3 separate regions of the Mus musculus genome follow, and all the other regions are linked to region 2. Evidence: chromatin loops called from intact Hi-C (ENCODE). Cell type or tissue: gastrocnemius. All regions are shown on one strand. Region 1 overlaps Mlip (muscular LMNA-interacting protein). Region 2 overlaps 5730403I07Rik (RIKEN cDNA 5730403I07 gene). Region 3 overlaps Mlip (muscular LMNA-interacting protein).

Region 1 (8,000 bases), 250 kb before region 2:
GACATCACACATGGAGCACTGCAGGGAGAACAACACGTGGGCTCTATTTGATTCTTTTTTCAAATATCATTTGATTTTTTTTTTTTTTTTGGTAAGAAGCCTTCACTTGTCGGTGTTTGACTCCACAGATTCCATACAGCATCTTATTTCTGGTTCTCTTGAACTGTGCAAAGGTCTACACATGAGGTTTTTATCTTCTAGGTCTGCAAATCAGCCTCCCCTTAGAAATTAGAAGCAGCTGAAGTATCCCTACGCAACATGGTCTGGTCAACCCTATAATGAGGAGGTGAAAGTTCAGGGGCTGTCTGTGGTCAGACTCTAATCTAATTGTTTCTCTTGTATTGGAAATCTGCCTGGTCAACTAAAGCATATAGGGCCTTGGCCTCTGATTTCAAACATTTCACGGTGCAGAGCACATTCTATAAATGTTTCATATGTACACAGGAAGAAGCAAGAAGGTCTTGAGACTCTCCATTTCTAGCAGCTGCTGCTGCTGCAATTCGATTAGGGAGGCCATGAACAACATCCTCCTATGAAAAGAGAAGGAAAGTGTGCTTTAGACTGTGCCCAGTCAGGCCTCCAGTTGACTGCACTCAAAATCAACTGTGCCTAATCCATTAACTTACATGGCGGTTGTGTAATAAAATTATTTACTATGGATCTTTTTAATTTTATGCCTATTAATGTGTCAGACATGTTGCTAATTGTCATTAAAATAGTCGTGAATAGTATACAGATCTAGGAGATTACAGTTGAGTGTGAGAGATAAAGATGATTTATGTTCTCATTGATATTTACATATTAATTAATATGTTAATGATCATATTATATTAATAAAGTAACTATAGAATATCATATTATATTAATTATATTGCATTATTATAGTATATTATGCTAATAATTATATTATATGTAATATAATAATATAATTACACAACATATGATATATAATTATGGTTATATAATTATGATAATAAATAAAATAAGTAGACTGTGGAGGTACATAACTTTAATCCCAGCACTCAAGAGGCAGTGGCAGATGGATCTCTGTGAATTCAAGACCAGTCTAGTCTACAGAGCTAGTTTCAGGACAGCCAGGGCTACATAGAGAAATCCTCTCTCAAAAAATATAAAACAAAACAAATTTGAAAAACTATATAATTATGATTAATATAATAACAATACAAACACATAATGATGTATTGGGAGATAATGTTCTTGATTGTTGTGAGGGCTTAGTACTAATAGATCTGAAACCAGTCAAGAAGGATATGAGGGAAGCATCCCAAGGAACCAAGTTACCTCCTGAAAGTAAGAAATAGGAAATATGCATGTAGATCCACTCACAAAAAAGAAATGCTAATTAGGGTGATTGGGATGTAGGGAGGAAATTCAGAGGGAATGGCTAAGGTGAGTGACTGAGAACATGTCACGGAATTGCTGTGGAGCTATTTGCAAGCATCAACTCCACTTCAAAGTCAATGAGTAAGCTCTTCAATTTTCTAAATGAATGAGCACTGTAAAATGAGAGTTTGTTTCACTTCCCCCCAAAGACTACAGGCAGCTGGATGATAGGCCCTGCCATATCCTAGCAATTGAACATCTAAAAAACTATGACTCATAATCCCAGGCCTGGGGGCAACACAACAACACATCAGTGCTCTGGGTTTGTCTTTGTGAAAATCAGTACACCATATGTCTACAATGAAAGACTGGCCTCCACGTGCCATAGGGAAATGCCACTACTTCCAAAGGAGAACAGGCTATATGCCCTAATCATTCAATTCACTTAAGCTAAATTTAAAAAGGGAAGATAGAAAACTTAGATGCTACATAAGGCATAAAAGACCACAGTAGTAGTTGCTTAGAAGATAGCTTAACTATTTCTTGTATTTCAAAGAAGACATTTTGGTGGTGTCCAAAGGCTTACAAATTTGTCTACACACCGATGCCCTATACAACCTCTCCGTGCCTCAGTTTCCCAATTCTTAAAATTTACCCCACGCTGGGCATAGCTCAGCAATAGAACATTTGCTTACTGGTTGTGAGGTTCTGGGTTTTCTATCCTTCACCACTAAAATAATAATAAATAGTATAATCAATTAGTCAATTAAAATATTGAATAGGATTAGAAAGGAAGAGAGGTGGTTTGAGAAAATGTAGTGGAGCATATCATGTGCATTTATGGAAATGTCACGATGAAACTTATTACTTTGTAAGATTAATACATGACAATTTTTTAAAAGCTAAGCCTTATGTAAATGGTCTCAAGTCTCTTTTGCAGTTGGCCAGTTTATTGGTTCCATGATTCTTTAGAAAATACTGTTGATTGAGAAATGACACAATCTCCAAATGAAAGTTCTTTCCTTTTGAAGTTTTCTGTTCTGGGCCACAGCAGAGCTCCAAGTTCCAGCCTTCAAACAGGGAACAAATCTCCCTGTGAACATGATCTGAGGTCCTTAATACCAGTTCTTAGTTCTTCCATGGTCTCCTTGGTTGGGCGTTTTATAAACACTATTAAGTTTTACAGAGCTCTGCTGTGTGCTGGCTGGGTGTCATGCGTTCAGCTGACAACATATGGACTTGGGGCTGATGTCCATTGTTTTCTGTGCCCACCGAGCTCTCCCTGAGGAATGCTGGTAACCACATTCCAATCTCAGGTCTTGAGATACAGTAAGAAAACAAAAACGGTTTCTGCTCTGGTCTCCTGTTCCATGTTATGAAGTAAAACTCAGCACATTCCCGTTCTCCCCAGCCAGTGCTCTATAGTCTACGTCTCCATGTTCTAAAGGACAGCTTATGAAGTAATGGAATGCTTCTGTCCATGCTGTGTTCAGTCTGTTTACAAATAAATTTCATTTCCTTTTGTTTATTCACATTTTACCTGGAGCTGTTCCCTTCTCAAGCAGAAAACCACTCCCTCAGGGACAGAACTGCACTGTTAACTTTATCTTGGTGCAGACTTTCCAGGCAATAATAATAAAAAAAATGGAACAAAACACATCTATATACCAATACCATTCTAGGGTTAAAAATGGATTTTGGAAATTGAGATTGAAATTAACAAGGAGTATTTTTGCTGTTCTTCTCTTTCCTTTAGGGACATAGTTGCTTAGAATTACACATAAAGTAAAATATCATTTTCAGTCCTTTTTTTATATCCCAATACTCTACTGCTACCACAAACCAAATATCTATTTTTTTAACAAAGGAAATATTGGCAAGTTGTTTTGTCTCTATTCTTTATCTTCTGTGCCATACAAGAATTGCTCTTTTATTTGTATGACACATAATAGAAAGTAAATGGATCTATAATAAAGTCTCAATTACAAAAATAGTTTCCAGCTCCAATTGCTTTTCCTCACTCTCCATCTATATCTTTTTCACTGACAGGAAGTTCCCTACCAACAGTAGGAAACCAGTCCCAGAACCTGGCGCTTTGTCAAGTGTCCCGAGTACTTGTACAGCTATTTAGACTGAGTAATAATTAGGAAATGGCTCAGGCCATCTCCCACCCCCCTTCATGGACCCATGGTGGGCTTTGTTGCTCCTCCTCCACAGCAGGAGGTCTTCTAGGAGCTCCTCTTCAGCAGCAGTGCTGAGGAAGGATAGGCACTGCTGAGGAGGGACAATGTATATGAGTGGGTAGCAGAATGGTAAACTAAAATAATTTGAATACCAATAACAGAAGGGCTACCCTAAATAAAGTGCCTACCCGCCCTTTGTGGGCATTGAACCCCTACTCTTCTAGCCATATACCTCTATGCATGGCTTCAATATATATATCAAAATTACATAAGGTATAGGCAACATTTTACTATGTTGCTTTATTTTGCCTTAGAACTGTTTGGCCACCAGGTATCCCTTGCTCCTATAAGCTATTACAAAACTGAATTCTGTCACCAGACACTGTAATTAGGTTTTTGATCATGTCTGTTCCTAATAAATTTGAAAGAGTCTGAGATTGCCCGTTTGAAAAACATGTCTTCTTTTAATTCTGTGTTCTCTCTGGAAGCACAAACAACCAGGGAAGCTTTTATTCAAATTCAAACCCCAAGATAAGTAGATTATTTACTGATTATAAGTATCTTGTAGGAAAATTCCACATTAGCATTGGGTTTCAGCAATCTCAATGGGTAAGATCTAGAAAATTAAAATAGCAGTATTTAATATTGTAGGCTGCGGACATTAGCTCAACTTGCTGTGTTTGCCAAGCATGTCCCAAGGGAGACCATGGGACTCACCACCAGCACCACTTAAATAAGGCCCAGTGGTTCCTTGCCAAAAATCCCATACTCAAGAAGCAAAGGGAAAAAAATAAGAAAAATTTAAAAAATAAGTAATAAACAAACAAAAAGTCGGAAATCCATTTTACTATACAACATTTGTCTAAGGTATCAGATAGAATTTTAGCACCTGTTAAATGTGAACAATACAAGGCAGAAAGACCACAGAATATTTGCCAAGAAAACAAAAACAAAAAAACCTCCTTTAAAACTTTTCCATATTTCTCTTAAATAGGAAAGAAAAATGCAGGATGATAGTAAAAGAAACATAGGAAGCAAGGGCACAGAGAGTTGAAGGTCTCATCAAGGTCTCACTGAATTGAGCAAATACTCACTGGGGAGTGTGTTCCCACCTCCCTAAATTGCTGCCACCAACAAGAACAGACTAAAGTGATGGAGGCGGGTGCCTGCTTCATGTGTGGACAAGTTTCTTTTGATGTCCTAGGTCCCTGTACTTATGTGTCAATCTAAAGCTTGCATTTATCTAAGAGCACAATTGCATTTTCTCCCTGCCCCACCCTACCACCCAATTAGGATTCTCTCGCTTGCTTACAGGACACATTTGTAAAGAGCACTTATTCAATAATCCAGCAAAACACTGTGCCCTATCCTGGGCTCTTTTACTGAAGAACCTGACCCCAGTTGCCTTGAGAATTATGGCCAAGTGCATGCTGTGAAGTGCAAGCTCTGTTTCCCTGATTGTCTCCATTGGAATGAGGTACAACTGGTGTCTCTAGTTTGATGCGTTTTTGTTTACTACCAAAGGAGAAAGATAAGCAGCAATCCAGATATAAAATCTTTGATCTACAAGAGCGACCTCCCTGCAAGATGTACCTGGGCAATAATGACACAAAACTTTTGGAAGGAACCAACCAATATTTGATGAGACTTAAGATCTATTCCCTACAATAGAAACCATCCTTCACACTGCTCAGGTGATCAATAACCGGAGACTAGATAGGCCACAGGCCTAGAGGAAAACCAACTATTAACACTCTGCTAAATGAACACAGTGGTTAAATAACTCCTAATGACCTTCTGCTATATCAGTGTCTTACTCAGCCATCATTAGAGAAGCTTTCTCCTGAAGTATATGAGAATAAATACAGAAACCCACAACTTTTCTGAACAATGCTCAGAGAGTGAGACCTTAGAATACTCAGTCCTAAAAGAGATATATTCAACAAATACATCCCCTCAGGCTTTAGGGAACTTGCCAAAAGAGGAGAGAAGACACCAAGGAACAAGACCTTCCAAACTGCAGAACTAATGGGCGCATTAACTCACAGACACTACGGCAGCATGAATAGAGCCTGTCCAAGTTAGAGCTAGATATGTTTCCAGCACTGAGAAAGGGAGTAGACATAAGCCCCCATCCCTAAGTCAGAAGCTATCTCCAAATGATAACTCACAAGTAAAATATTATTTTTTTTCTAATGGGGTTTCACTAAATCTATAAATACTTTTAAGGCCAAGCCCGGTGCTCAAGAGTACTATGGCCATCACAAAGCAAATTCAACGGTATTTGTGATAGCTCTTTGTCAGAGCTATTTCCGTCTTACAAATTCATTTCATATACATTGTATCTTAAAGTGAGGCTTTCACAGACCTGCCAGTGATATAAATAATGAAACAGAAACTTATTAATACTTTATATTAATATAAAATTATTAACTACAATATAAAATATTGATATTTTAAATCTTAGGCCTTAGCTTGGCAGTCTTCTGACTACTCTATCCTGATTCATTCTGGCCTATGTCCCACCATGTGACCAGGTCTACCTCTCTGCTCTACTCTGGTCCATCTGTCCATCCCAGAGTTGCTGGTAAATCTCCCACCACTGGTCTCTTCTCCTAGAGTCCCTCTCTCTGCCCAGAAGTTCTACCTTCTGCTTCTTGCCCAGCTATTGGCTGTCAGCTCTTTATTAAAGCTAATCAGATACAATTCTACATTGCCTTAGGCAGGTGAGAAAGGAACACATATTTACAAAATATGAGACTGGTGATGAGCTCTTCACTCTCTGCCAGTACAGTATTAGTGCTTAAATAGCCACACCTCCATAGAGTGTAGGCCAACAGTTTCTGGTCCTGCAATAGTGGATCTCTTTGTGTGTGAACACGTGTATATCTTTATTTATATGTATTTCTTGGGCTTTTTTTTTGGCTCTTTTTTTTCTGCTTTTTGTTTTTTGTTTTTTGGTTTGTTTTTTTTTTTTTTTTGTTTTTGGCTGTTGTGCTATGTCTCCCTCTTGTTTGTTTGTTTTAGTTTAATCTTGTTTTATTAGGTTTTTAGATGCTTATTGTATTCTAATGAAAGAGAGAAAGAAAAAGTGAGGATTTGGGTGGTTGGGGAAGAAGAGAGGATCAGGGAGTAGTTGGGGAAAAGAAACTGTAATCAGAACACTTTGTATAAAAACATTATTTTCAATAAAAACCAACAAAGGAAAAAGCAAAAAGCAAATATGTCACAATGAAATATTTCATTTAGATACTACGTGTCTAACACCACACAACAAATGAGCTCAGGGACAGATGTTTTTGTCACTAAGATTAAGCCAAAAAGAGAACTAGGATTAAAAGAATGAATTGTTCTCAGCTTCCCAGAAGAAAAACATAAGTCAACCGGTCTGTAATTAAATTTAAAACATTTTCAGGATGACAACAAGCACTTAGAGACACTCCCATTCCATACGGCGAATCGTCACAGAGGTTCCCAGGGTGGTGAACTACTCAGTCTGCTGCTGAAGAACAGAACTAAAGAGCTTTGATGCTTCAATCGCACAAGTGCATCTGTTAAAATACCTGCTCATTGACATTCATTTTTCATGCTAAAAGTCCAATTACTCTGATTTAGCCAGTTGAACAGAACGTTCTTAATGAACATATTGAAAGAGTCCATCCATTCTGAAAACAATTTAGGATCCGAAAACACTGCCTCTGCTCCGCGTTCCTGAAAAGTCTCTGAACATTAAAAACCCATTTTGAGTTTGATAAAATATCCCATTCCACCCACCACAAAGATTTTTCTCTTCTGATGCAACCTAATAGTTATCCAATTCACATTACCTCCAAAAATTGTCAGAAAAGTTTTCAAATTGAGAGCAAGGCCATTTATCTCTATGTTGATCAAAAATAAATTACCCTGGTTTATTCTCTCAGACAGGTTTCTACTTGTGTATACAGTCAGAGAGTAGCAAGCATGATTAATGAGGTAGTTACAGGCAGTTTTGCCTCCAAGTTTCAAAATAACCTTTTTTAGTAAAGTGACTGCCAAAGTTTATTATTTTTGGTTTGTTTTTATTTCTTCTCTTCCTCCTCCTCCTCGTCCTCGTCCTCCTCTTCCTCCTCTTCTTCCTCCTCTTCCTCCTCCTCCCATCTTGCTGTCTAGATTGTTCTTAAAGCCCTGAGGCTTAAGCAATTCTCCTACCTCTTCCTCCCCTGACTTGCTGGGCTGTATTCAGTGTTCATTTTTTGCCAGAATAGTAAATACTTTTATCCACTAACCTTTAGTGCTATGGCTGACAAACGAATGTTGAGGTCTGGAGACAGATTACAAGAAGCATTATAGGGTTAATAATAAATGCAGACTCTGTCCGGAGTTCATGTTATGATTCTGAGTTGCTGTCTCCCCTCCTCCTGCTCTCTCACACCCAGCAAGGGCCAGACTGTTGCTTCTTTCCTCACATTCCCGGGTTGCATCCTTCCTTAGTCA
Region 2 (8,000 bases):
CCGGCTGGCTCAGGCAAGCATCCTCCACAAATGCTAACACTAAGGGGACATTGAGGTGAAGATGCTGATGGCCACACAGTCTTAACGTGTCTCTCTGTAGACCATTTGCAGTGGGGAAAATGATGATCATTTACAACTTGAGAATTGGTGCAGCCGTTTTGCGTGCTGAAAATGCATTACCCACAGGGTGAACTGGCTCTCTGAGAAGCGCGCATTTCAGAAATGGCTATATCCTGGCATCATGATACAGCCTGACTCTAGTGGTGAAGAAATTCAGACAAAGTCATAGAGAGAGGAGTCTTCTACCCTTGCCACAAAACTTTCAATGCCATAAAAGTGGGAAAAGTCTGCAGAAATGTTTTAGGGATGTGGAACGCGCCTCCTGGCTACAGTTTGCGCTGAGGCAAAAGTAAGCCACATTGCACATTAGCGGGATGGAAGGGCATTACACTGTAAATTAAAGAATCACTGACATGTTCACTCAAACTGGTGCCTTCCCTGAAGGGGCATGTCATTGCATGTGCGCATGAGAGAGAAAGAAAGGAAAGAATAGGACCGGGAAACAAACAGTCTAGCAGGTAGAGATGACGTCACCAGGGCATGGACCCTGAGGACTGGTGAAATACTGTTCTTTATGCTATTCTTACTCAAGAAACTTCCATAAACGTGAAATTACTTCTAGACAAAAAGACACATGCATATACATCATACACATATGTCTTCAAGAAGTGACATCTGCCTCATCAGTAGAATGTGTGACTTGAGGAATATTTTTCAAAACACAAAGGAAAATAAACAGCCATTTGTTAAAAGTCATCCAGTCTTTTGGTTGGCTCGATTAACCATCGATAGAATGGAGAGAGGTAATGTTTGCTTAGGCTGGAAGATAAATCAGTCTGTCAAGGGTGGCAAAATCACTGCTAATGAAATGAGCTGTCTCGGTGATGTACGGGGAAGAAAAGGAATTTTCTGTGGCCCGAAGGTGCTCAGGACTCAGAACCTCTGGGGACACTGTCCTCCCCATCCTCCCCGTCCTCCCCGTCCTCAACATTCTCCCCGTCTTCCCTGTCCTCCAGTCTGACTCCTTCCAATGAATTCAACTGGCTCATGGTTTGTTCTTACCTTTCAAAGACTGACTATCAAACCCCAGGATGATACTTAATCTCTGGGCCCTGGGGGGTATTGGCTTTCTTATTACTAATATTTAACTTCCATGAAGCCAGTTCTAAGGATCTGATAAGTACAGAGGAAGGGAGACCTCAAAGAGGAGGGACTGGGAAGACTTGGCTGGGTTCTGCAAGCTACCCTGGATAACAGCACTGAGAGATTTCACTGAAGTTTTCCGATAAAATAAGAGCATCCGCCATGGGAACTTAAAACTGAGCACTGATACTCAAAGCTTAAAGAAATAACAGGGAGAATAAAACCCTCTCGGAATTGCCCTGTTCTCCCCAGACACATGTCACACTTTTCTATGATTTAGTAACTGCTGAAAAATGGTGCTTTCGGCCCCCTGCTTTGAGCTGTGGAGAAGACACAGCTGAACAACAGCCTTTCTCTCAGGTAAAAAACTGTACATTAAGTGCAATCGAGACCTCTCTAAAGTGTGACCAGCACTTCTCGTGAGCTGAAATCTTTCCCATTCTAGGAGATAACACAGACAAACACACACATACATCTGTCTCTCACACACACTCTCATACTCTCTCCCCCCTCTCACACACACACACTCTCTCTCTCTCTCTTTCACACCCACACCCTCTTTTACACCCACACCCTCTCTCTCTCACACACACGCACACATACACAGACACTCTGTCTCCCTCTCTCTCTCTCTCTCTCTCTCTCTCTTTCTCTCTCTCTCTCTCTCTCTCTCTCACACACACACACAGAGCCTCTCACACATACTTTCTCTCTCTCTCTCTCTCTTTCTCTCTCTCACAAACATACACACTGTCTCTCACACACCCTCTCTCACACCCCTCTCTCTTACCCCCCTCTCTCTCTCTCACACACACACACACACACACGCACACACACGGGGGGTGGGGATAAAGGAGGAAAAAGCATAAGCAGAGATGAAGGCTGGCAATGGAGTAAGAAAAGAAACCTTTAAAAGTCAAAGAGTGGAACACGGAGGAACCATGTTGGACCCAAGCTGACTGATGGTTTTTCTACTCAACATCACAAGGGAGCCAGCCAGCTTACCATAGGCCCACAGATCAGAGACCGTGAGCTGCCCAGGTGAGGTGGCCTGGAATGAAAACCTCTCAGCTGACATCTAGAATGTCCATTCGGAATTCGAACTGAAAGGAAAAGTTTAAAAACGGGTAGTTCTAAAATCACTTCCTTGGCGACTTTGTGAGGAAATATTTTAGAAAGCTTTAAACCGTAATCGAGAGGAAGATGTTTTCTTTTTGTAAGAAGTTGGTGGCTTCCTTCTCACACAGCAGATAAACTTGAAAGGGTCCGCATTAGGAGTCCACAGAGCAGCAGCCATGAGGCACTGAGTAAAACATACGCCACATATCTTGGCAGAACTGTATTCACACATCACTGTGACTGGTAAATCCCACAAATGAAGTTAACATTTCTTGGAGGTGTTCTCATGCGCTTTTTTTAAGTCTTCGCTCTTAATAATAAGATTTCCAAGCGAGAGCCACAGATGTGGCTTTTCATTGTCCTGCAATACTGAAGACTAAGTCATGTCACAAGCTTTTTAATACAACTCTTTCTTTTGGGTGGTTCTAATAAGAAATACTCATAAGGACAAGATGCTATCATTGCCCTAACATACACCCCAAATCCAGTCCCTGTGGTACCCAGGAGATCTTGACACAACACCATATTAAAGCCAGTTCTAAATCTGACTTGGACTGAGTTGCTCCCTCTGCTAAGCTACACATGCTTCACACTTCACGTAACGTGCCTGCTCATGCATGTCCATCGCTTTGTAGGTTCTGTGTAGCTTATGTCCATCCTCAACTGCTCAAAAGTCAAAATACCAAAGCCACAAACTGGTTGGCTGTTAACTCCTCTTGGTGTTTCTATAGCACCTTCAAGGCAAGATGGTTTATTCCGCCAGTCTTCAGGGGTGTATGCCTGCCTGTAACTGTAGCAGTTGGCAGATAGAGGCAGGAGGATCAGAGATCAAGGTCATCCAGAGCTATCCAGAGAGTTCAAGGCCAGCCTAGGACACATGAGACCCCGCCTCACAAACAGGTAAATAAACATTGATTCCTGCAGACGGTTCCCCTCTTCCCATCCAACCCATAGATCCTAAACAGTCTCCGACCAACTTACTCAGAAAATTAAAAGGTCAAGAGCTGACTCAGGAAGAGGGAGAACCAAAGTTGCCAGGGCAACAGGCTGAAGCCATGTCTCCTTCCTCCCCTCTCTCACTTCATCAAGCTCCTCCTAGAGTCCTGCAGGATTTCTCAGCAGGGGCAGGGGTGGGTGAGGAGAGACACATGGGCTTTACGCCGACAATACCTACGTGATACCGGGGGTGCTTGGATCCTACTAGAAAGTTGAGTAGCCTTTTCTCCCCCTTGTAAAATGTAGTTGAGTGAGCATGTTGAGAGTCAGTCTACTGTAAGTAACCCTCATATTAACACTAGACAACTTCTCCCTTCTGAGACATTGAGAAAACAAAGCTTGTCTCTCTCATAAAGGGGAAATACCCCCGGGGGACATTATAGGCTTACTTTATGGGTCCGGTTACTTTTTTCCCCACTGAATGTTCTCCAAACAAATGAGACAAGTTACTTATTGCAGATGCTGAAGCAGATGTAGGATCGATTATCTGGGCAGGACTGGGCCAGGGATGGATTAAGCCAAGGGGAAAGTCGAGTCACCTCAGGCAGGCCACTCTGGGCTTGACGGCTCCCGCTGGAGTGGGGGGAGGCACAGGAAGTAACACCGACCATCCGGATGTGGGGCACACTCCCCCTGCTGGCCAGAAAGGACCAGACACCACGATTTCTGCATTGCTGTGGAACCGACTCCACGGGGCACACAACCCAGCCACTTCCATCCAAAGCAGTACCATTCCCTGGCAAAGTCACTCAGCAGTCCCAAACCACCACGTTTAAAAACACAAGGAAGTGAGCTCCAGGAGTCTTGCCGTGGGCTTGTTCCCATGTTTATTAAATCTAGTTTTATCAGCCAAGGTTTCCATCTGGAAAGCCACCATTAGCTTCTGGTCCTTGGCCTCAAACTTCAGCCCTCCCTAGGTAGGGATCCCTATGATAAAAGGCAGCTGGTGGGGTGGCAGCGGAGCAAACTTACCAGGCTGAACTCCAGAAACCAGGGTGATTTCTGGCTCGCCAGGTAGTTGGACTCTAAGCTCCAGCCAGCATGGGCTCTCTAGTTGTTATGTGAACAGCACACTTCGCATGCCCCCTTTCTTATTGTGGCTGCCCACGGCAAAAGCAACCGCAATGGCGAAGAAGCACGAGACACCCTCCTGAGCCAAGCTTCCCCTGGGAGTTTCTTTCCTTCTCTAGCATGATCATCTTTATCACCCAGCTACGGGCTAGAGCTGTCCTTCATTGCCAAGGGACTCACACCGAAGATAATCATTTGTCGAGCATGTGTGGATTCTGTCAGCCTGCCAGAGACCAGTGTTTGTTTTTGCCCCTCTCTCTGAGCATGTCAATTCTCAGGACGGATTACTGGTTCCAGACAATTGCCAAGGTCAAGGAAGTCACTGGTCGCTCTGTGCTCTAACTCAGTGCTCCAGCCCAGTGCTCAGGCTTCATGAAGAACTGGATGTGTTGGCCCTAATTCTGATCTTGCCCTTTACAGCTGTGCATCATTAAACAAATCTCTTCCCTACATGTGTTATTAACTTAAAAATTCCAGGACCTGGGATATGAGGCTCATATCAAAGGGACACTTCTAGCCCTGTATTCACAGCCATGAATCAATCACCTTCAAGAAAAAGTTAAAATCCGAATCACCTATTTAATGATGCTCAGATGCCCAGACAATATCCCAGTCAGTGTTTTTAACAAGGGAAAAATCAGTATGAACCACGGGTTGTGAAGTTGTACCAGGCTGAGATGATGCTTCTCTGTAAGCCACAAAACAGTTTGCTTAAAACATACAAGAAGTCAGTTTTGATCCTTAATCATCAGGGAAATGCAAATCAAAACAACCCTGAGATTCCACCTCACACCAGTGAGAATGGCTAAGATCAAAAATTCAGGTGACAGCAGATGCTGGCGAGGATGTGGAGAAAGAGGAACACTCCTCCATTGTTGGTGGGATTGCAGGCTTGTACAACCACTCTGGAAATCAGTCTGGCGGTTCCTCAGAAAATTGGACATAGTACTACCGGAGGATCCAGCAATACCTCTCCTGGGCATATATCCAGAAGAAGCCCCAACTGGTAAGAAGGACACATGCTCCACTATGTTCATAGCAGCCTTATTTATAATAGCCAGAAACTGGAAAGAACCCAGATGCCCCTCAACAGAGGAATGGATACAGAAAATGTGGTACATCTACACAATGGAGTACTACTCAGCTATTAAAAAGAATGAATTTATGAAATTCCTAGCCAAATGGATGGACCTGGAGAGCATCATCCTGAGTGAGGTAACACAATCACAAAGGAACTCACACAATATGTACTCACTGATAAGTGGATACTAGCCCAAAACCTAGGATACCCACGATATAAGATACAATTTCCTAAACACATGAAACTCAAGAAAAATGAAGACTGAAGTGTGGACACTATGCCCCTCCTTAGAAGTGGGAACAAAACACCCATGGAAGGAGTTACAGAAACAAAGTTTGGAGCTGAGATGAAAGGATGGACCATGTAGAGACTGCCATATCCAGGGATCCACCCCATAATCAGCATCCAAACGCTGACACCATTGCATATACTAGCAAGATTTTATCGAAAGGACCCAGATGTAGCTGTCTCTTGTGAGACTATGCCGGGGCCTAGCAAACACAGAAGTGGATGCTCACAGTCAGCTAATGGATGGATCACAGGGCTCCCAATGGAGGAGCTAGAGAAAGTACCCAAGGAGCTAAAGGGATCTTCAACCCTATAGGTGGAACAACATTATGAACTAACCAGTACCCCTGAGCTCTTGACTCTAGCTGCATATGTATCAAAAGATGGCCTAGTCGGCCATCACTGGAAAGAGAGGCCCATTGGACACGCAGACTTTGTGTGCCCCGGTACAGGGGAACGCCAGGGCCAAAGGGGGGGAGTGGGTGGGTAGGGGAGTGGGGGTGGGTGGGTAAGGGGGACTTTTGGTATAGCATTGGAAATGTAAAGGAGCTAAATACCTAATAAAAAATGGAAAAAAAAAAAAAAAAAAAAGAAGTCAGTTTTGCTCCTTCAAAGAGTCTTTCAAAAAAAAAAAAAAAAAAAAAAAAAGCAAATGGCTATAGACAACGTCTCTCTTCTACTGGGAGAGACTGCCCCCTGCTGGCCACCTTCTGCCATGCAGTCACCTCCAGGAGTCAGCTTCCAAAACCTGCTAACACTACCTTCGCAATCTTCTGCATGTGATCTAGAATTGCGTTTTTCAGGAAAGAAACGCCCCGGGGGTATTTATATAGGAGGAGTGCTGTAAGCATCACACACAATGTGTCATCCAGATATGGGAAGACTGAGGAGACAACATTAGAAAAGTAGATAAACTGTACCTACACTAAAAATACCAAATTTCCTTTAAAAAAAAAGAAAACCTACTTCAAAATGTAGTGATAATTATATGCTTATAGGAAATTAAAGTCAAGATATGAGAGACAGAGACAGAGACAGAGTCAGAGTCAGATGCAAAATGCCCTAGCTGCATATGTAGCAGAGGATGGCCTTGTCGGTCATCAATGGGAGGAGAGGCCCTTGGTCCTGTGAAGGCTCTGTGCCTCAGTATAGAGGAATGCCAGGGCCAGGAAGCAGGAGTGGGTAGGTTGGGGTGCCAGGGGGAGGGGATAGGGAATTTTCAGAGGGGAAACTAGGAAAGGGGATAACATTTCAAATGTAAATAAAGAAAATATCTAATAAAAAAAACATTAAAGAAATCTGAGGAATCGAGAGGGGATCATCCACTTCCACACATCGAAGCTGCTGGACCACCAACCCAGTGAAGAAGGCTGAGGATGTCGCGGCTGTTTGCTGGCTGTCTCCTTTAGCTGGCTGGTGGGGTGTGTAGAGAGCTCCGCCAGGCCCTACCCAGGAGGCAAACATCCTCCGTCGTGCAAACCACATTTCTGAGGCCACACTGCAAAGCCAAAGCTTGTCTTTACCCTTTAAGGATGTTTAAGGCCGGGCACACCGTGTGGGCATACCCACACACACACCCCCCCGTGGTGTGGGTGTGTGTGTGTGTGTGTGTGTGTATGTGTGTGTGTGTGTGTGTGTGTGTGTGTGTGTGTGTGTGTGTGTGTGTGTGTGTTAAAGCTTTTCTTGACTGGCTGATTCTAGTCTGCTCTGTCTGAGTTTTTTTTTTTTTTGGTTTTTTTCCCCCGGCTGATATCTGCTGTACTCTGTATTTTTCCTGCCTTTTAATTCTTTAACCTGCAGGAAAAAAAAATAAAAATCAAGTCCCCTAGATTGTAACATTTTGGTGGCGTCCACTTGAGACTTCTTTCTAGGTCTTCATAAACCGAGCCAACGGGGATGTCAAGGAGGCTCGGATGTTAAAAGCGTTGACTACTCTTCCAGAGGATTCAGTGGTTCACAGCTGTCTAACTCCAGTCCTAGAGCAGAACTGGGGATTCTTCTCTCTAATGAGCAATGTAGCCTCCAGTACAGGGCAGCCACGGTGCTTGCACTGAGCTGCAGCCCCGGCTCTGCCGGATGCCACCCGAATGAACTCTGGAGCACGGACAGAATGGAATCTGCAGCATAGTCGGCTCACAGCAACATGGTTTAGTGGGCACTTGTGACCAGCCTGGTGGCCTGAGTTCTAACCCCGGGACCCACAGCCAGCAAGGAGAGAACCAACTCCTATGGCTTCCAAACC
Region 3 (8,000 bases), 220 kb before region 2:
TAAAAACTGCATGGTACTGGTATAGAGACAGACAAGTAGACCAATGGAATAGAATTAAAGACCCAGAAATGAACCCACACACCTATGGTCACTTGATCTTTGACCAGGGAGCTAAAACCATCCAGTGGAAGAAAGACAGCATTTTCAACAAATGGTGCTGGCACAACTGGTTGTTATCATGTAGAAAAATTTGAATCGATCCATACTTATCTCCTTGTACTAAGGTCAAATCTAAGTGGATCAAGGATCTTCACATAAAACCAGAGACACTGAAACTTATAGAGGAGAAAGTGGGGAAAAGCCTTGAAGATATGGGCACAGGGGAAAAATTCCTGAACAGAACAGCAATGGCTTGTGCTGTAAGATCGAGAATTGACAAATGGGACCTAATGAAACTCCCAAGTTTCTGCAAGGCAAAAGACACAGTCAATAAGACAAAAAGACCACCAACAGATTGGGAAAGGATCTTTACCTATCCTAAATCAGACAGGGGACTAATATTCAACATATATAAAGAACTCAAGAAGGTGGACTTCAGAAAATCAAATAACCCCATTAAAAATGGGGCTCAGAACTGAACAAAGAATTCTCACCTGAGGAATACCGAATGGCAGAGAAGCACCTGAAAAAATGTTCAACATCCTTAATCATCAGGGAAATGCAAATCAAAACAACCCTGAGATTCCACCTCACACCAGTCAGAATGGCTAAGATCAAAAATTCAGGTGACAGCAGATGCTGGCGTGGATGTGCAGAAAGAGGAACACTCCTCCATTGTTGGTGGGATTGCAGGCTTGTACAACCACTCTGGAAATCAGTCTGGCGGTTCCTCAGAAAATTGGACATAGCACTACCGGAGGATCCAGCAATACCTCTCCTGGGCATATATCCAGAAGATGCCCCAACTGGTAAGAAGGACACATGCTCCACTATGTTCATAGCAGCCTTATTTATAATAGCCAGAAGCTGGAAGGAACCCAGATGCCCCTCAACAGAGGAATGGATACAGAAAATGTGGTACATCTACACAATGGAGTACTACTCAGCTATTAAAAAGAATGCATTTATGAAATTCCTAGCCAAATGGATGGACCTGGAGGGCATCATCCTGAGTGAGGTAACACATTCACAAAGGAACCCACACAATATGTACTCACTGATAAGTGGATATTAGCCCAAAACCTAGAATACCCAAGATATAAGATACAATTTGCTAAACACATGAATCTCAAGAAAAATGAAGACTGAAGTGTGGACACTATGCCCCTCCTTAGAAGTGGGAACAAAACACCCATGGAAGGAGTTACAGAGACAAAGTTTGGAGCTGAGATGAAAGGATGGACCATGTAGAGACTGCCATATCCAGGGATCCACCCCATAATCAGCATCCAAACGCTGACACCATTGCATACACTAGCAAGATTTTATCGAAAGGACCCAGATGTAGCTGTCTCTTGTGAGACTATGCCGGGGCCTAGCAAACACAGAAGCGGATGCTCACAGTCAGCTAATAGATGGATCACAGGGCTCCCAATGGAGGAGCTAGAGAAAGTTCCCAAGGAGCTAAAGGGATCTGCAACCCTATAGGTGGAACAACATTATGAACTAACCAGTACCCCGGAGCTCTTGACTCTAGCTGCATATGTATCAAAAGATGGCCTAGTCGGCCATCACTGCAAAGAGAGGCCCATTGGACACGCAAACTTTATATGCCCCAGTACAGGGGAACGCCAGGGTCAAAAAGTGGGAGTGGGTGGGTAGGGGATTGGGGGGGTGGGTATGGGGGACTTTTGGTATAGCATTGGAAATGTAAATGAGCTAAATACCTAATAAAAATGGAAAAAAAAGAATACAATAGAGAGAGGAAGTTAACGCACACAACTACCTAATTGTGTGTATGTGTTGTGTGTGAGTGTGTGTGCTGTACAAGTATATGCATGCATATGCCACCCACCTAGTTTATTGAGTCAGAAGCTCTCAGTGTCCAGGGGCTCACACATTAGTTTATACTGACTAAGCAGTGAGTCCAAGGAATCATGTCTGTCTCCACAAGTCCCCTCTGAGGTTGGTTACAAGTCCCTGAAAAACATATATGGCTTTTAAAATGCCTTTTTCCGTCTTATGTTGGTGAGACTTGAAGGGCGTATCTTCTGCCATGACTAGGAGACACAACCTCACAGCAAACTCTCTGTTCCTCTGTTCCTATGTACACTTTTAATGGGCATCTGAAAATTTTTCCAGTAAAGCTTTGGATAGGAACTGTGCAGAGAGGGAGATCAGATCCCATCTTGAACAAGAAGTCATAAATATTCTGAAGGCATATGATCAGAACATTCTGCAGACACCAAGTTCAAGGGGACCTTCTGTCATAGAGACTCCTGTGGGGAAACATTCTTCCACCAACTGGTCAAGTTCTCTAATGCTCTCGCCTGTGAATAGCATCCACTTGATACAGTTGTCTTCAGTTTTTGGGGTTCTTTCGTTTAATAGTTTTAGGATCAAAACCAAAATGGAATTTAGAAAATCTATTTTGACAAGGCTCTTATTTAAAACCAAACTGTACTTTCTGTGAGAGGTCCTGAATATTCTCAAGCCCCTTGAATAAAGATTCAGGAGCATCATGGGCTACCCAGGTTTCAGGACACATCTATTGAAAGCTTTCATGGTGATATTCTTCCCTGTTGAATGAGGGTTAACACCAAGTAACTATTGCCTCATACTATGACAGCAGACATAACAAGCTGAACTTCTTAGTGTGTATGCTTAAAAACAAAAACAATTAAAGAGGAAAAGTCTCTTGAAGATTCTTATCCCTACATACATCAGGTAAAGTGAAACAGAAAATAAAAAGTCTCCCTTAGCAACATAAATGCTGGCAACAAAAACTACAGCTCCTTTGTTATGATTTTTCCATTTTGATATGAAGACAAGGTCAAGGAAAATTTAATGTCAAAGAAGAATAATGAAGCTTAAATATGAAGTGAGTGTATCTGATTGTATCCTGGAGGAGAAATAATATTATTTTAAAAGGGCATTTTTCAAAAAATGCAAATGAGTAAGTTAGTTTATTAGATGTATAACAAATTATCTATTATATATACTAACCAGTATATTCATGATGAATTCCTTCTTATATATACAAAGTGAAGAGGGGAAATGAAGGGAGGAAGAAAAGAGGAAGGACAGAAGAAACATTCACAATGATAGCACTATTTGAGAGATGCCAAACTTCTAGGCTAAACCTTCCAAAGTCAATGTAACACTAAACAGTATTCTGTTTCTCACTCCTTAAAATGGTCCAAGTCATTTAGTCATTTCTACACCTAAAAAAATGTTCTTATAAACATCTTACCTGGAGAGATGAGTCAAAGCTTAGTCATGTTAGAAGGAACATTTATGACAGAAGAAACCAAGCCACCTTGATTGAAATGACTTTTGAAAAAAAAAAAAAACTTGGTAATTTATGACATTCAGTGTAAAAGGAGGCATTGTTCATCTTATCTGTGACAAAGATATTTGCCTGCTATTTCACCTGGGTGGAACAAGGAAGGGCAGCTGAAGGTCATAGTCAATATATAACTTCGTGGGTAATCAAACGGCAATCTGAAAGTTTCTCACATTGTCATCAAACAGAGAAATTGAGAGGGAAGGGGGAAAAGTTGAATGTTTAAAAATATCAGGGGAGAGGGGATGAGAAGGATACATGGAGGCGATTTCTCCCACAATGATCCTATTTAGTTTCTGTGAGTGCCAAAGATGGCATCCTCTAACTTGGTGCTTCTCAACCTTCCTAATGCTGTGACCTTTTGATATTATAAAAATCTGTGTGTGTTTTTTTTTCAAATGGTCTTAAGCAACTCCTGTAAAAGGGTCATTCCACCTCGTGAGGGGTCACAGGTTGAGAACCACTGCTCTAAATGGTCATTTTAACCAAAACATATTCTCTTCTCCACTGAAACAGGACAGAAGGAAAATGAAATGGAAGGGCCAGGCATGCTGGGAAACACTATTTCTCATAAAGAAAAAGAAGGTGTCTCTGGAAAATCAGATAAAACAATAGCAGTCTCCCTTGGTTTCAGTCCAGACCTTCATGCTGGTTCTTTAAAGCCTTAAGGAGGCAATAACGTATCTAATCTCAGGAGCTACATTATTAATATAAGGAGAAAAGGTGTTTTACATATTGCCTTATAAGACTGAGTTAAGATATTGTATTTTATATTAAAATGAAATTTTTCAGTGGAGAAGTTACCTTTAGCAAACTAATAGGTCACATGATCAGCAAGTCATTGCTTTGCACTGTGAGCTTTGATGCTCACAAGTCATCAAAACAATGTAATACCACTTCATCTCAGATCTCTGCACTTGCCACACGCTCACTGGGCCAAATAGCCCAGTAATTATTTCTACCTCTGCCTTAAGTTACCAATAGCAGCATTCTTCAGAGTACATGACCATCACTGCACGTCTGAATAAATCTGTATATTTAGGGTAGAATGTGAAGATATTTTGTAATAATTCAAAAGGATCATAAATTGATATAATAATGGATTTGGAGTGGATCAGAAACACATAAGCTTTACTTAAAAAAGAGGTTTTTTTTTTTTAAATCCATCTAATGCAAAATGATACTCTCTTCCCTAGAACATCTTGATGTAAAAAAATCATTAAATAATAAGTCTCAATTACTAGATTTCTCATTTAGTCTCAAACTTTGCTTTCAGTACTGGGAGGCTATTTGCAGACAATTTGTCAGCTCTTAATCTGTTCAGTAGGCTGCCCAGCTAAATCTCTTTGAGCTACAATACATACATCTCTGCCTTGTCTCATCATCTTTAGCATCTGACATTTTGTAACAGCATTTGGAAATCATATTTTATGGCAGTGAAACTGCTGGGGAAAATTTATGAACTTAGCAATCCCATCCAACATGTCCTGCCATGCGGAACTGCCCCCGGTACAAGGGAGATTAGTGAATGTGAGCTGCTTCAATTTGGCCAGCTGCCTGCCTAAGAAATTTTCTATTACATGGGCGAATGAGATCAACCAAGTTTGGAAACATTCAATTTGTTCTATGGCAGATTGAAAGAGAACAGTAGTGCCTGGAGCTGAATGTGAACGTCTTCATGTGGAGTTCTAGTGAGGTAGCAATGCCAGCATCACGAGTCACTGGTAACCATTGAATTCCTGGGTGGACTTAACTATGTCCATGTATGACCTAACTTTGTAATCTGCTTCCTTGTAGATTCTGGATGTAAAGAATTTATAAATACTACTCAATGTATAGAAGGCAGTTGAGCATAGGGGGCTTTTGTGGCTCAGGATTCTATTAGGCTTTGTCCTCTCTTACCCTGCCTGCATATGATGCTAAGAGAGCCTTGGAATTCACATGTAAGTAGGATGCTAGGTTCTTTCAGTTCTTAATATTCTGTAGTGTCCTATTAAGTCAGATGTCCTACCTTCAAGTAAAGATGTAGGAAAGAATTAATTAATGAAAAAATTTAAACACAATTGTGCCTGTGGTCTACAATATTAAAGAAAAAAAACAGACAAAATTTTCATCCAATTATCTGGAAATACACAGATGTAAGCTGTAACATAAACAATGTTTTCAACTTGTCTAACCACAAAAGAAGAATGAAAAAGAAAACGACAATTCTTTTTAATGACAAGAATTTCCTGTACAGAAATGGAATTCATCATTCCACAGACAATGAAGGTGATAAATTACAGGCAGATTAACCTGAAGTGCACAAGGGAGCGTGCCTGAAGAAAAATTAAGTTTCAAGATTACATAAAAGGTAAAAATCTTTATCTTAAAGCAGCTAATCAAATTCTGAGGACTCTAATGTGCATAGATAATAATTCACAAAATTTAATTTAATATCTTCAGTTTGTTTCCATATAAATACTACATTATATTCTAATAACGTTTTACAATGATTTTCAAATCCAAAAGTTCACATTAGTCTTCAAAAATGTTAGTGTTGTACAAACAATATGGGTTCCCCCCCCCGTTTTCGTTGACAATGAAATCTGTTTTCCTAATTTCTCTTTCTGTAATGTATAGAATTAATAATGATAAATTACATAACAATAAGATTTATAGCCAAATGAAAATAAACTGCCTCTTAACCTCTTTAAAGGCTCAAACTTATAAAAAACAGAAATCTCTCAAATGAACATAAATAACTGAAAATATTTTAATCTTTATTTTCCTCTCACTTCTTATGTGAAATCTCACTATGCTGTGCAGTCTGGACTTGAACTCATGCATCAGGAAGTTGTATCACCTCAGCCCTCAGGAGCTAGAACCACAGCTAGAGACTATTCATCCATCTTCAATCTTATTATATAAATAAAATCAGTAGTTATTCATGAGAGTGTATGTATGATGAACATTTCCAAGATTACATAAAGACTTAAGAGCTAGTCAGGGCTGATCAATGATTTAACCTAACCCAAATCTTGGAGAGTAAATAATTGATGAAAAGAGCTTGATCCTCACAGCTTACTGCACACATTGAGAAACTGAAGTCATGGGGAGACAATCTTTCCAGGGTCAAAGAGCTCACACATGGCACATGAAATATCCCTCAATCTTATAAATACAAATGTAGCTTACATTTCAAGAATATTGCTAGCTGTAGTTTCTGAATTAAATGTTTAAAGAGGATATTATACTTATATTCTTTTATAAATATATTCATTACCAAATATAAAATGTGATGAGATTGTGTGTTCTTACAGTATTTTTTCTATTTAACATTGCTTAGCCACTTAATGCTTAAGATTAAGAAAAAGTACAGCTCATGCCTAGTTCTTGCATTTAATAAGACAAATCAAGCTGTACAATTTCATTTTGGTGGATAAACAAACTTTTATATACATTTTAAAGATTTAACTTATTTTTATTTTATGTACATGAGAGTTTGGCTTGCAGCATGTATGTGTGTGCACGTATGCATGTGCATGCACGTGCACACGCACCATGTGTGCGCAGTACTCAGGAAAAACAGAGGAAGGCATTAGGTCCCTAGAATTAGAATTACAGATGTTTGTGAGCCACCATGTGGGTACTGGAAACTGAACCTGGGTCCCCAGCAGCATCAGTGTATGTTCCTAACTGATGAGCCATCTCTCTGGGCCCTGAAGTGTTATATTATGTGCAATTGTATTATTATATTTTCCTATTATTGTAGAAAGTCCCCATTGACAGTTTTCATTTCTCCTTTCTGCAGCATTTAGCACTTACAATGCAAACAGAGCATGCATTCTTTACACACAGTCATGAAGTTACCTGAGCCCTATACAGTAATTAGCACTCTCAAGCTAAAAGGATTACATCACCCTTCAATTATACTATAAAATACATACATACACACACACACACACACACACACACACACACACACATAATATAAAATGCATTGGGACAATAGGATTGTTGCCAACTCTAACAAATCTAAAATACCATATATTCTCAAAATAAGCTGGACTCAGAAATAATAATTCAGCAGCATATGATCATCCGCATGCTCATGAGGTCTTGAGATGAATACTGCAGATTCCCATACAATACCTACAATGTATAGATATTGCTTTTCTTTTACTTTTTGGAAAAAAAGAAAAGCTTTGAGGTGCTTCAAAATAATACTCTTGGATATGAATTTCCATTTGGACACACATTTCCCTGTTCCATTATCTGGGATAGAACCTATTAAACATATTTTCGTGCACATATTCTATTGTTACTTTATACAGGCAGTTATAATATGACACACTTTCTTATGCAGATGCTCACCTGCTCAGAAAACAGGCCACTGTTGTCTTCAAGGTATTTACTGAAAGGGTTGGGCTCATAAACTTCTTCATCCTTTCTCAGGAGTAGTTTGGATTTTACAGGTACTGGACGAATTACTCCAGGCTTAGTCTTCGTAAAGGAGAAATGTTTTTAAAATAGAGGAGAAAATACTATTAAAATGAGTAAGTATGATTATTGT

What was found. Hi-C counts contacts between places; a loop is a spot of excess contacts. Peaks named below come from ENCODE experiments on the same cell type or tissue, not always from the same donor. Only the 100,000 strongest peaks of a DNase experiment are listed, where the experiment ranks them.
Region 1: it touches region 2 in a loop (2.9-fold over the local background); 2 of 42 quality-filtered maps call a loop at or near these places.
Region 3: a loop joins it to region 2, with 3 times the contacts of the local background. A loop is called at or near these places in 2 of 42 quality-filtered maps.

Annotation. Positions count from the first base shown.
Region 1 is chr9:77,118,422-77,126,421 of GRCm38, forward strand. The region is part of intron 9 of Mlip (muscular LMNA-interacting protein); the gene reads right to left. Among named protein-coding and RNA genes, the nearest start is that of Tinag, 77 kb to the left of the region's middle. In gastrocnemius, no CTCF peak of the experiment used is centred here; a DNase peak (open chromatin) is centred at 3,459.
Region 2 is chr9:77,373,357-77,381,356 of GRCm38, forward strand. All of the region lies in intron 3 of 5730403I07Rik (RIKEN cDNA 5730403I07 gene), which reads right to left. Among named protein-coding and RNA genes, the nearest start is that of 5730403I07Rik, 22 kb to the right of the region's middle. In gastrocnemius, CTCF peaks have their summits at 3,954 (motif pointing left) and 6,471 (motif pointing left); DNase peaks (open chromatin) are centred at 3,964, 4,374, 4,544 and 6,462; H3K4me3 peaks cover 643 bases.
Region 3 is chr9:77,156,964-77,164,963 of GRCm38, forward strand. It overlaps Mlip (muscular LMNA-interacting protein), which reads right to left. Exons shown (of 11, transcript NM_001368955.1): 8 at 7,802-7,930. Among named protein-coding and RNA genes, the nearest start is that of Mlip, 91 kb to the right of the region's middle. In gastrocnemius, no CTCF peak of the experiment used is centred here; a DNase peak (open chromatin) is centred at 4,993.